Regions from separate parts of the Homo sapiens genome. Here region 1 is linked to region 2. The links are chromatin contacts, found by Hi-C in ENCODE. All regions are on one chromosome and are shown on one strand. Each heading gives the region's core, a stretch centred on a gene start or an enhancer-like site at or near the end of the contact. The rest is flanking DNA. Distances are from core to core; before and after follow the strand shown.

Evidence for each region. A loop is a pair of places that touch in the nucleus more often than their neighbours do. Pooled maps may share reads with other maps.
Region 1: a pooled map shows a loop between it and region 2 (2.3-fold over the local background). The contact joins two enhancer-like sites. A Hi-C loop is called at or near these places in 1 of 168 maps with a recorded cell type or tissue (GM12878), 6 of 37 single-sample maps with no recorded cell type and 3 of 50 pooled maps.

Annotation. Positions count from the first base shown.
Region 1 is chr6:106,841,284-106,847,002 of GRCh38, forward strand. No RefSeq gene overlaps it. Among named protein-coding and RNA genes, the nearest start is that of LINC02532, 57 kb to the left of the region's middle. RefSeq lists enhancers at 3,930-3,989, 5,620-5,669. Within about 2 kb of position 3,873, at least 2 of the 41 ENCODE cell types and tissues checked have a DNase peak (open chromatin) inside an H3K27ac peak, as active enhancers do.
Region 2 is chr6:106,644,346-106,650,336 of GRCh38, forward strand. QRSL1 (glutaminyl-tRNA amidotransferase subunit QRSL1) reads left to right here. Exons shown (of 11, transcript NM_018292.5): 5 at 4,680-4,856. Among named protein-coding and RNA genes, the nearest start is that of QRSL1, 18 kb to the left of the region's middle. Within about 2 kb of position 4,731, at least 2 of the 41 ENCODE cell types and tissues checked have a DNase peak (open chromatin) inside an H3K27ac peak, as active enhancers do.

The DNA.
Region 1 (5,719 bases), core at 2,623-5,122, 200 kb after region 2:
AATCACTTTTCAAAATTCTGCATTCAGATGGGGCACGGTGGCTCACGACTGTAATCCCAGCACTTTGGGAGGCCAAGGTGGGCAGGTCACTTGAGCTCAGGAGTTCAAGACCAGCCTGGGCAACATGGTGAAACCCCATCTCTACAAAACATACAAAAAACTAGCTGGGCATGGTGACGCACGCTTGTAGTCCCAGCTACTCAGAATGCTGAGGCAGGAGGATTGCTTGAGCCCAGGAGATGGAGGTTGTAGTGAGCTGAGAAGGCACCACTGCACTCCAGCCTTGGCAACACTGCAGGACCCTGTTTCAAAAAATTAATTAATTAATTTAATAGAATAGAATAAAATAAAATAAAAATTCTGGGTTAAATTGTGCCCTTTATGCTGGGAAGGTGGGGGCAGAGGAGAATGGAAATTACCTGGTTTAATTACATATAATTAAACTATGCCTTTCTCCCACTCCCCAAATAAGAGCAATATCAGTTATCATGCCACGAGCATCATTGGATGTTTACAGCATGTACATTTTGCATGTACAAACATACAAAAAATTCTCCTCTGAGTTAGACTTTCCTATGTTTATACTCCCTTGACAACCCTGCTTCTTGTCTGAGTCCACCTCTGATCCCTACCTACTGCTTCCACCATCTTCAGCCTCAAATTCCACATCCAAACATTGAGCCTGGATAGTTTAGATAGCTTTGTACCTTGTTACCCTACTCCTCAGTATCCTTTTTTTTTTTTTCATACAGAGATTTCCCACATACCCTCTTCCCCACACTTGCAGAGCCTCTCCCCTTATCAACATTTCCCCACCAGAATGGTACATTTATTAAAGCTGATGAATCTACATTGACAAATCATCATCAAATCATCACCAAAGTCTATAGGGTTTTTTTTGTTGTTGTTTTTGTTTTTGTTTGTTTTTTGATGGAGTTTTGCTCTTGTCACCCAGACTGGAGTGCAATGTCATGATCTCGGCTCACCGCAACCTCTGCCTCCCGGGTTCAAGCGATTCTTCTGCCTCAGCCTCCCAAGTAGCTGGGACTACAGGCATGTGCCCCCACGCCCAGCTAATTTTTGTATTTTTAGTAGAGACAGAGTTTCACCATCTTGGCCAGGCTGGTCTCGAACTCCTGACCTCATGATCCACCCGCCTCGGCCTCCCAAAGTGCTGGGATTACAGGCGTGAGCCACCGCGCCCGGCCAGAGTCTACAGTTCACATTAGGTTTCACTCCTGGTGTTGTACATTCTACGGGTTTGAGAAAATGCGTAATGACATGTATTCACCATCATAGTATCATACAGAGGCATTTCACTGCCCTAAAAATGCTCTGTTCTCTGCCAGTTAATTCCTCCATTCTTCCTACCTAACCCCTGGCAACCACTGATCTTTTTACTGTCTACATAGTTTTGCCTTTTCCAGAACGTCATATAGTTAATCGTACAGTGTGTTGTCTGTTCATATTGGCTTCTTTTACTTAGTAATATGCATTTAAGTTTCTTCCGTGTCTTTTTATGGCCTGACAGCTCAGTTCTTTTTGGTACTAAATAACATGTCATTGTCTGCATGTACCACAATTTATTTATTCATTTATCAGCTGAAGGACATGTTGGTTGTTTCCTAGTTTTGGCAATTATGAATAAGATTGCTATAAATATTTATCTGCAAGTTTTTATGGAGACGTAAGTTTTTCATTTCTTTGGGTAAATACCAAACAGCATGATTGCTGGGTTGTACGGTAAGAGAAGATTTACTTTTGTAAGAAGCTGCCAAAATGTCTTACAAAGTGGCTAGACCGTTTTGCATTCCCACCAGCAGTGTACAAGAGTTCCTTTTGCTCCACATCCTTGCCATCGTTTGGTGTTGTCAGTGTTCTGGATTTTGGCCATTCTAACAGGTGTGTGTTGATATCTCATAGTCGTTTTAGTTTGTAATTTCCTAATGACACATGATGTGGAGTTTCTTTTCCTATGTTTGTCATCTGTATACTTCTTTGATGAGGTGTCTGTTTAGGTCTGAACCTATTTTTTAATCAAATTGTTTGTTTTCTTTTTGTTGAGTTTTAAGAGTTCTTTGTATAGTTTGGATAACAGTCCTTTAACAGATATGTGTTTTGCAAATATTTTCTCCCTGTGTATGGCTTATCTTTTTATTCTCTTGACAGTGTCTTTCACAGAGCAAACAATTTTTTTTAATGAAGTTGAGTTTCTTGATTTTTTCTTCCTCAGTATCCTTTTACAACTTAAATCTGAGGATACAACACTTTACTTCAATACCTTGTTCTTAAACAAAGACTGGAGCAGTGAGTACATGGCTGTGGACCTCATCAGTGTCATCAAATTGATGACATTGACCAACTTTTCCTGGGTTTGGATAGTCTTAGAGATTTTTAGATCGTCTCTCATAGAATTTCAAGAAATCCTTCCATAAAATACCTAGCTCTAACTTCCGCCTCTTAAGCAAGAAAAGCAAAAATTGAATTAGCGTTTTATGTCCTGCATGATCTCCGTGGAACCCGTACAGATCCTGAGGACTAAATGCGCTGACAAGGACACAGGCACAGGCTTTACCGGCCCAGGGATGATGGGAGGAATTTAACCTAAGTGAAAAATTAATTCTCAAACCTATCCTACCCTGCCAAGATTCACAATCCCATTTTTGCCCTGTCTCTGTGCCACATCCCATATAAGCAACAATTTAACCAAAAACAGACTTGAAAATTAATTGTACATCATCCAAGTCAGCGAGATCTTCAGCCCCCCAATTTAGCATCATTGTCCTGGGCAACCAGGCTTGTGGCTCATCCATTTACCCAAATAGAACCAGCAATATCTTACCCTGGACGAATAGGTGGTAAAAAAAAAATGATTTTTCCCCTCCCTTTGGATCTTTCTGAGGAAAGCTGAGTTGATTAACAAATAAAAGTTACCAGCTGGTAAGTATCTTGGATCTGTGTTTTGAAGCCGAGGTAATAAGCCTTTTGAACAAACTGCAAAATAAAGGACAAGGAGCAAATTCAAAAGGACTTTTGTGCAGATTCTTTCCTATCATTTCATGATATGGTTTTCACATCAGATATTTAACAGCTCATCAGTCTGATTATAGTACCATTAGTCCCACTTCTAAGCCTGATGAGCCACTCTGGTCTTGTTTCTTACAAAAATTAATTTTAGGTTTTTCTCAATTGGGATTAAATGTCAACCAAAATGTACTACATGAAAAGTCTTATTAACATTATCATAATAACAACTTATGCTCCTTACACATTAAAGCACATAAGACATTTGCCTACAATGTGTGATTGAAATCCTTTTCTTACCAACCTTAAAAGAAAAGCAAAAGATGCTGGTACTGAATATGAATAAAACATTCTGTCAAGAGCTTTTTTGCAAATGCTGCTCTAATTCATGCAAAATCAAATTTATCTCCATTGGATTAAATTTAACTGATTCAGATCCACATGGCTGACCAAGATGGGGTGTTAAATTCCTTTAAAAAATGGTAACTTCGGAAATATCCATTGGATTCCCATACTCTTCTATTTGAACAGTCAAATGCCCTTTATGAATTAGCAATGAGATTTGACAGAACTGATTTTCCTTGGAAATTACGTGAGATGTTCTATTTTTAACCAGAAGCTAAAAAAGTGTGATGAGATCAATGCTTTAAATTAAGTCTGCCTAAAACCTCAAGAAAAAGTTCTCATCAAAGGAACCAACAAAATCACAAAAATGAGGAGCAGACTGGGGAAATCCTGGCTAAAATTCTTGATAGACAATAGTTGTCCTGTTATTCTTCTTTGCCAAGATAGCCAGGTGTCACTGTGATGGCTTAAGAAAAGAAAAGAAAAGGAAAGAAATGACAACACAACTTCCACATGAACAGCCAGAGACTAGAGGAAATCCCCAGTTACTGTAACTGAGCTAACTTCAGCATTATATTCTGAACCACTTCTAGAAATGAAACCTTAAAGGCAAAACTTGGGGTTTTAATCTGACAGAAAAGTGAATTGGAAACATCTTTAATTTACATTTTAGAAAATGAAGAAAAGCATGTAGAAAAAAAATTGAAAGCCTTACAACCCAGGAACCTAGAAATAATAACTCCTGTATTTCTAATATTGTAGGCATTCCCAACCAGTTTTTGTTTTTTTTGTTGTTTTGTTTGTTTTGTTTGAGGCGGGGTCTTGCTCCGTTGCCCAGGCTGCAGTGCAGTGTCATGATCACAGCTCACTGCAGCCTTGAACTCCTGGGTTCAAGCCATCTTCCTGCCTCAGCCTCCCAGGTAGCTAGTACTATAGGTGAGTGCCACCACATCTGGCTAATTTTTAAATTTTGTGAGGAGAAAAAGTCTTGCTTTTTTGCCCAGGCTGGTCTTGAACTCCTGGGCTCAAGCGATCCTCCCACCTTGGCTTCCCAAAGTGATGGGATTTATAGGCATGAGCCACTGCACATGGCCTGCTTATTTATTTTAATGTAGTTTTTCTTAAACCTTTGAGGAAAGTCATCACTCAACGATTATTCCAAGTTGGAAGTATTCAGTGGCACAGCACCATCAAAAAGCCCTGAAAAAGGCATTCTCCAGTCTGAAAAGAGAGCTGAAATAGCCTCTCCCTTAATAAAAAGTGCCTGTAATCCCAGCACTTTGGGAGGACAAGGCCTCAGGAGGATTGCCTGAGCCCAGGAGATGGAGGCCAGCCTGAGCAATACGGCAAGACCCCGTCTACAAAAATCAAAGAAATTAGCCAGGTATAGTGGCTGACAACTGTGGTCCCAGCTACTTGGGAGGCTAAGGCAGGAGGATCCCTTGAGCCCAGAAGGTCAAGCCTGCAGTGAGCCATGTTTGCAGCACTGCACTCCAGCCTGGGCTACAGAGCAAAACCCTTTCTCCAAAAAAAAAAAAAAAAAAAGAACAAAAATAATAATGATAATGATGATTTCCAGAGGAACTTCTGCAAGTAGGGAAAGCCAGCAGTACCTACAAGCCTCAATTCATCCTGTGTCCCCTTGCCTCCACCATGACCCAATACCCACTGTTGCTCTGATAAGTGGAACTGGTAGAGTCTTGGGGAAACTTTAATAAGCATTAGAGAGAGTAGAAGGAAAATCAGCACAGAGAAGTGGAGGTACAGGCTGGTTTAGGAGGTGCTGGCCTGATCTGCCCATAGCTGGCTGTTCCCAGGCCTTGGTGTGGCCTTCTCTCAATGGTAAGCCATGGGCAGCCTCAGTCATTTGCTGAGTTCCAAATGGAAGCCAATCATGAACATCCTCAGCTCAGTCCTGGCAGGCCCCAGCTGCTCTTGCTTCCATTGCTTAACTTCTCTCCTCATTTCTCTGCTCCAGGCCCACCCTGGGCAAAATTGCAGAGTAGATTCAAGATCCCCTTCAGCAACCTGGTCTCGTGGTTCTGCCCAGAATAAATGGGTGGGATGACCCATTCTTTATGAATTGTCTTTCTGGAATTGGAGAGCTTTGCAGAGATTAGAAAGAGGCCTCATCTGGGCACACACAGCACTTGACACAGGTGTCCCCCCTCCTCCTGCTGAAAGCAGCCGTAGGACACAGGTTAACTAGTGGAGAGCAAGCTGGGTCTCTATCCCACAAGCCTCTCAGCCTCAGGCCTTTGTGCGGGTCATGAACCAAACAGTTGAGGCATTTGGGGGTCAGGGAACTTTCCTGGTACCTCTGAAATTTCTTCACAGGGGCAAGTGTCTT
Region 2 (5,991 bases), core at 3,481-5,980:
TGGGGTTTATCTGTGTTACCCAGGCTGGTCTTGAACTCCTGGCATCAAGTGATCCTCTGACCTCATCCTTCCGAGCAGCTGGGACTGCAAGCACACATCACCTCACCTGGCTGAATTTTTTTCTTTTATGATTCATGTGTCCTAAGAAATCTTTTTTGTTTGTTTGTTTGTTTTTTGTTTTTTGAAGCACAGTTGTGCTCTTGTTGCTCAGGCTGGAGTGCTTGGAGTGCAATGGCACGATCTCGGCTCACTACAACCTCCGCCTCCCAGGTTCAAGCGATTCTCCTGCCTCAGCCTCCCGAGTAGTTGGGATTACAGGCACGCACCACCGGGCCCAGCTAATTTTGTATTTTTAGTAGAGATGGGGTTTCACCGCGTTGGCCAGGCTGGTCTCAAACTCCTGACCTCAGGTGATCTGCCCGCCTGGTCTCCCAAAGTGCTGGGATCATAGACGTGAGCCATCGTGCCTGGCCAAGAAATCTTTACCTAACAAAGGTCACAAAGAATTTTTTCCTAGAAGTTTTATAGTCTTAGCTCTTACATTTAGATCTGTTATTCACTTCGAATTAGATTTTCGTATATAGTATGAATAAAGTCCATTTATTCAACATATGGATGTCCATTAACTCCAGCACTAATAATAAAAAAGATTATCCTTTTCTTGTTGAATGATCTTAGGTTTTTTTGTCAAGAATCAAGCACATTCAGTAGGTCTGTTTCTGGACTCTGTTGCATCTCTGTTTATTCCAGTGTCACACCATCTTGATTATTATAGCTTTATAGTAAGCCTTGAAATTATGTAGTAAGAGTCTTCTAACTTTGTTCTTCTTTTTCAAAATCATTTTACATAATCTAGATCTGTTATATTCTGATATGTTTTAGAATAAGCTTGCTAATTTCTACAAACAAGTTTAATGGGATTTTGATTGTGATTGTGTTGAATTTATAGATCAACTTGGAAAGAATCGGCATCATAATACATGTCTTCTCATACATTTTGTTTTACTCTGGAATGTTTTTATGATTTCCTGCATATAAATTGTACATATAATTTGATTTATTCGTGTGTTTTATGTTTCTTTTCTTTTTTTTTTTGAGACAGAATCTCACTCTGTCACCCAGACTGGAGTGCAATGGTGCAATCTCGGCTCACTGCAACCTCTGCCTCCTGGGTTCAAGAGATTCTCCTGCCTCAGCCTCCTGAGTAGCTGGGACTACAGGCACATGCCACCACGCCCGGCTAATTTTTGTATTTTTAGTAGAGACAGTGTTTCACCATATTGGCCAGGCTGGTCTCAAACTCCTGACCTTGTGATCCGCCCGCCTCGTCCTCCCAAAGTGTTGGGATTATAGGCGTGAGCCACCGCCCCCAGCCATGTTTCTTAATGCTATAGAAAATTGTATTTTTTTCAGTTTCTAATTGTTTATTGCTAGTACATTGAAACATAATTGATTTTTCTATATTGACCTTTTATCCCATGACCTTGTTAAAGCTTGCTTATTAGTTCTAGTTGATCTTTGTGGATTCTGTGGAATATTTTATGTAGCAAATTGTGTAGTCTACAAATAGAGTTAGTCTTATTTCTTCTTCTTGCCTTACTGCACCAGTGAGGGCCTTAGGTGCAATGTTGAATAGAAGTGGTGAGAGCAGATTTCCTTGCCTTGATCTTGATCTTAGGGAACAGCAGTCTTTCACCAAAAGTACTTTATACTTACCCTTTTATGACACTTGTCACATTTGTAATATTTGCTTGGTCATTGTTCTCTGTTTCATAGAAACAAGAGTCCTTGCGTGTATAGTTCAGAGTGGTATATCTTGGAATTCATTATATATATGTTGAATGAACTAATCCATGAGAGTATATTTGAACAAAGGCTTTCAGGAAATTGCCTTCATCAGCTGATCAAAATTAACATCACCAGTGAGGGTGAAGTGGACGTTATGTGCCTCCAGATGTAATTGTCTGAGGATACAATATCACCTATGTAATATTCCAGCTGAGAATGTGTAAGCTGACTCTAATAATGGGGAAACAAAAGATAAATCCAAAATGAGAACCATTCTATTAAAATATCATATGAAAACAAAAAAAGGGCTGTGAAAATCTTCCAGGATAAGAGATAAAGAAAGTAAAACCTAACATCATAAAACTCAAGAAAATGTAGGGGATGCTGGGCCTGGTGGCTCATGCCTGTTATCTCAGCACTGTGGGAAACTGAGGCAGTAGGATTGCTTGAGCCCAGGAGTCCTAGATCAGCCTGGGCAACATAGTGAGGCCCTGTCTCTACAGAAAAAAAAAATTAAAAAAAACAGGGAAAAGTATTAGTGACCTTGAATTAGTCAGAGTTCTTTTAGATAGGACACATGAAGCACAAATCCACTTAAAAAATTGATAGACTTGGCCGGGCACGGTGGCTCACACCTGTAATCCCAGCACTTTGGGAGGCCGAGGCAGGTGGATCACAAGGTCAGGAGATTGAGACCATCCTGGCTAACACAGTGAAACCCTGTCTCTACTAAAAATACAAAAAATTAGCCGGGCGTGGTGGCGAGCGCCTGTAGTCCCCGCTACTCAGGAGGCTGAGGCAGGAGAATGGCATGAACCCGGGAGGCAGAGGTTGCAGTGAGCCGAAATCACGCCACTGCACTCCAGCCTGGGTGACAGAGCAAGACTCCTTCTCAAAAAAAAAAAAAAAAAAAAAAAAAAAATTAATAGACTTCATTAAAATTAAGAACTTCTGTACTTTGAAATATGCTACTAAAAAAGTGAAAACGCAAGCCACAGACTGAGAGAAAAATATTTGCAAAACATGTATCTCAGAAAGAACCGATATCCAAAATACATAGAACATTTCACACCTCAATAAGAAAACAAGCAACCCTATTTTTAAAAAATGAACAAAAGATTTAAGAAGACGTTTCATCAGAGATTAAAACATAGTTGACAAACACATGAAACAATGCTTAATATCGTTGATCATTAGTGGAATTCAAAATTAAAATCACAGTGAGCTTGGGCACAGTGGCCCACACCTGTAATCTCAGCACTTTGGGAGGCCAAGGCATGGTAGTGGATGCCTGTAGTCCCAGCTACTCGAGAGGCATGAGAATCGCTTGAACCTGGATCACTTGAAACCGGGAGGCGGAGCTTGCAGTGAGCCAAGATCATGCCACTGCACTCCAGCCTGGGCAATAGAGCGAGACTGTCTCAAAAAAAAAAAAAAAAGAGAGAGACAATGATAATTAAATGGAAGACCTGACTCTAGATTTGATCCAGGAAGGAGATAAAATGCCATAAAGTACTTTTTTTTTTTTTTTTTTTGAGATGGAGTCTCGCTCTGTCACCCAGGCTAGAGTGCAGTGGCGCGATCTCGGCTCACTGCAAGCTCCGCCTCCCGGGTTCACACCATTCTTCTGCCTCAGCCTCCCGAGTAGCTGGGACTACAGGCGCCCGCCACCACGCCCGGCTAATTTTTTGTATTTTTAGTAGAGATGGGGTTTCACCGTGTTATCCAGGATGGTCTCGATCTCCTGACCTCGTGTTCCGCCCTCCTCGGCCTCCCAAAGTGCTGGGATTACAGGCGTGAGCCACTGCACCCAGCCAAAGTACATTATTGAATCAGTTGACAGAATTGAATTACATACAGTAGATTCGATAAAAGTATTGTAGGCCGGGCGTGGTGGCTCACCCCTGTAATCCCAGCACTTTGGGAGGCCAAGGCGGGTGGATTACGAGGTCAAGAGATTGAGACCATCCTGGCCAACGTGGTGAAACCCCGTCTCTACTGAAAATACAAAAATTAGCCCGGCGTGATGGCACGCACCTGTAGTCCCAGCTACTCGGGAGGCTGAGGCAGGAGAATTGCTTGAATCTGGGAGGCGGAGGTTGCAGTGAGCCGAGATCGCGCCACTGCACTCCAGACTGCCAGTAGAGCGAGACTCGTCTCAAAAAAGAAAAAAAAAATTATTGTATTGATATTAATGTTACTGAGATTGATAACTATACTGTGACTGTATAATGTGATATCCTTATTGTTAGGAAATACACACTAAAGTATTTAGGGATAAAGGGCTATGATATACATGTAAGTTACCCTTAAGATACCCTTAAGTTTCTATCATACTTTGTGTATATATGTACATATGTACAAACGTACACAGAGCACACAAGTAGTAAAGCAAAGGGATAAAATGTTGACCGTAGGTATGTCTGGGTAAAGGGTATAAAGTGCTTTATATGTTATTTTTATTTTTGCAATTTATCTGAGAATAAAATCATTTCAAAAATTTAAGTTATTAGCATTCCACTTGTAATGTTTTTCATAGAACTTCTGGTTCAGAAGTTCTTAACTGTTTGAATGTAACCCTTTTCAGCTGGAAGACCTTGATTCACAAGGGAAATCATCTTCAGTTGAATTGGATGATCAAAAGAGGCAAAATCTTTTCTTAGCAGATTAGCTTTGTCTATTTTCTACCACAAATGCTCTTCCTTCCCATCCTCCGCAACTGTCAATTAATGAAAGCTACATCTGAACAGGCTTCCCACCTTTTTCAATTCAAGCTACAGTGGGTTCTTAAATGCTCAATGAGTGTCAGAAGCAAATAATATACTCAGAAGATGAAATTTTCACATAAAATGAAAGTTTTACTAAGGTATCTTGCTTCACTTCGTCATCAGATCTGGGAGCACAGATGGTGTATTTGGACCAGTTAAAAACCCCTGGAGTTATTCAAAACAATATAGAGAAAAGAGGAAGCAGAATCCCCACAGCGAGAATGAAGATTCAGACTGGCTGATAACTGGAGGAAGCTCAGGTGGGAGTGCAGCTGCTGTATCGGCGTTCACATGCTACGCGTAAGATGCTTTTCTCTATCTGTATTTTAAAACCCACCCAAATACAAACAGTCATAAACTGTATCCAGCAATAGAGTAGTTCATATCCTGGTATTTTTCTTTCTAGTGAGCTATATGTGCTCAAAGGTATATCAAAATTATATCTTGAGTTGCACTCAACTGTACAGTACACTATGTATATTTAATACTTTTAACTTTAAAATAACAAATTTTTCTCCATAGTATCTGGTTCTCTTAAAATATGATTTTGTGGATCTTGCAGAATAAAGCATCGAACATAAATGAACTTCATTGCATTTCATTTTTAAATAATTTGAGTGTGTGCTCACTGATTATACAAATATTTAGGGACTAACATACAATGGCTTTAGTTGAGTGCTGCTGAACTAAACTGTTGGTAATGTTTATCCTTCAGCAAGATCAATCTTTTGAAAAAAAAGAAAAAATGCTAATATGTATTAATAAGATATTTTAAATAGTGTTTTCAGGAATCTGCAATTAAAAATGTACATCAGTAAGTAAAGTTTTTTCAAGCTTGTTAGGTGCTGATTCTGTTTATCTATCATACTTTGTATTTGGTAAGAATCCATTGATCATATTTTCAGTTCCATTTGTAAAGCATTTCTTAACTACCCAAAGAAAAGAAAGTAAATATGGCTGTTGCTGTGTTTATCAGTCTCAATTTAATCAAAATGAATGTGTTTCTTTAGTAATAGTTTTGTATTTTATCTCCCCTTAATTATCCATTAAAACTAAGTTCTTTCACACACATTGCAATCCATAAATCATTTATATTTTTTTAGAGCTATGGAGATGTGAGTTCTACAGATTTTTTTTCAGTTTTCCTAAAATCTTATTAACAAGTAAAACCATTTCATTTTATCTCTGTGAAATTTTATAGCATTGCATTAATATTAATGTGAGTTCTGACAAGTTAGGACTGCAGGATTAGGTGCTTTTTTTCTGTCCTCATCATCCCACTTAGTGTTCATCTTTCTGAATGTGCTTTTTAGTAGATGGCATTTTGACACATAATTCCTATGGAAATGTAAGTTTTACTTTTACATAGCCGTCAGTGAATGCTAATAAGAAAATGTATCTTTTAAAATTGTGAAAGCAACAGTCTGATTTTGTA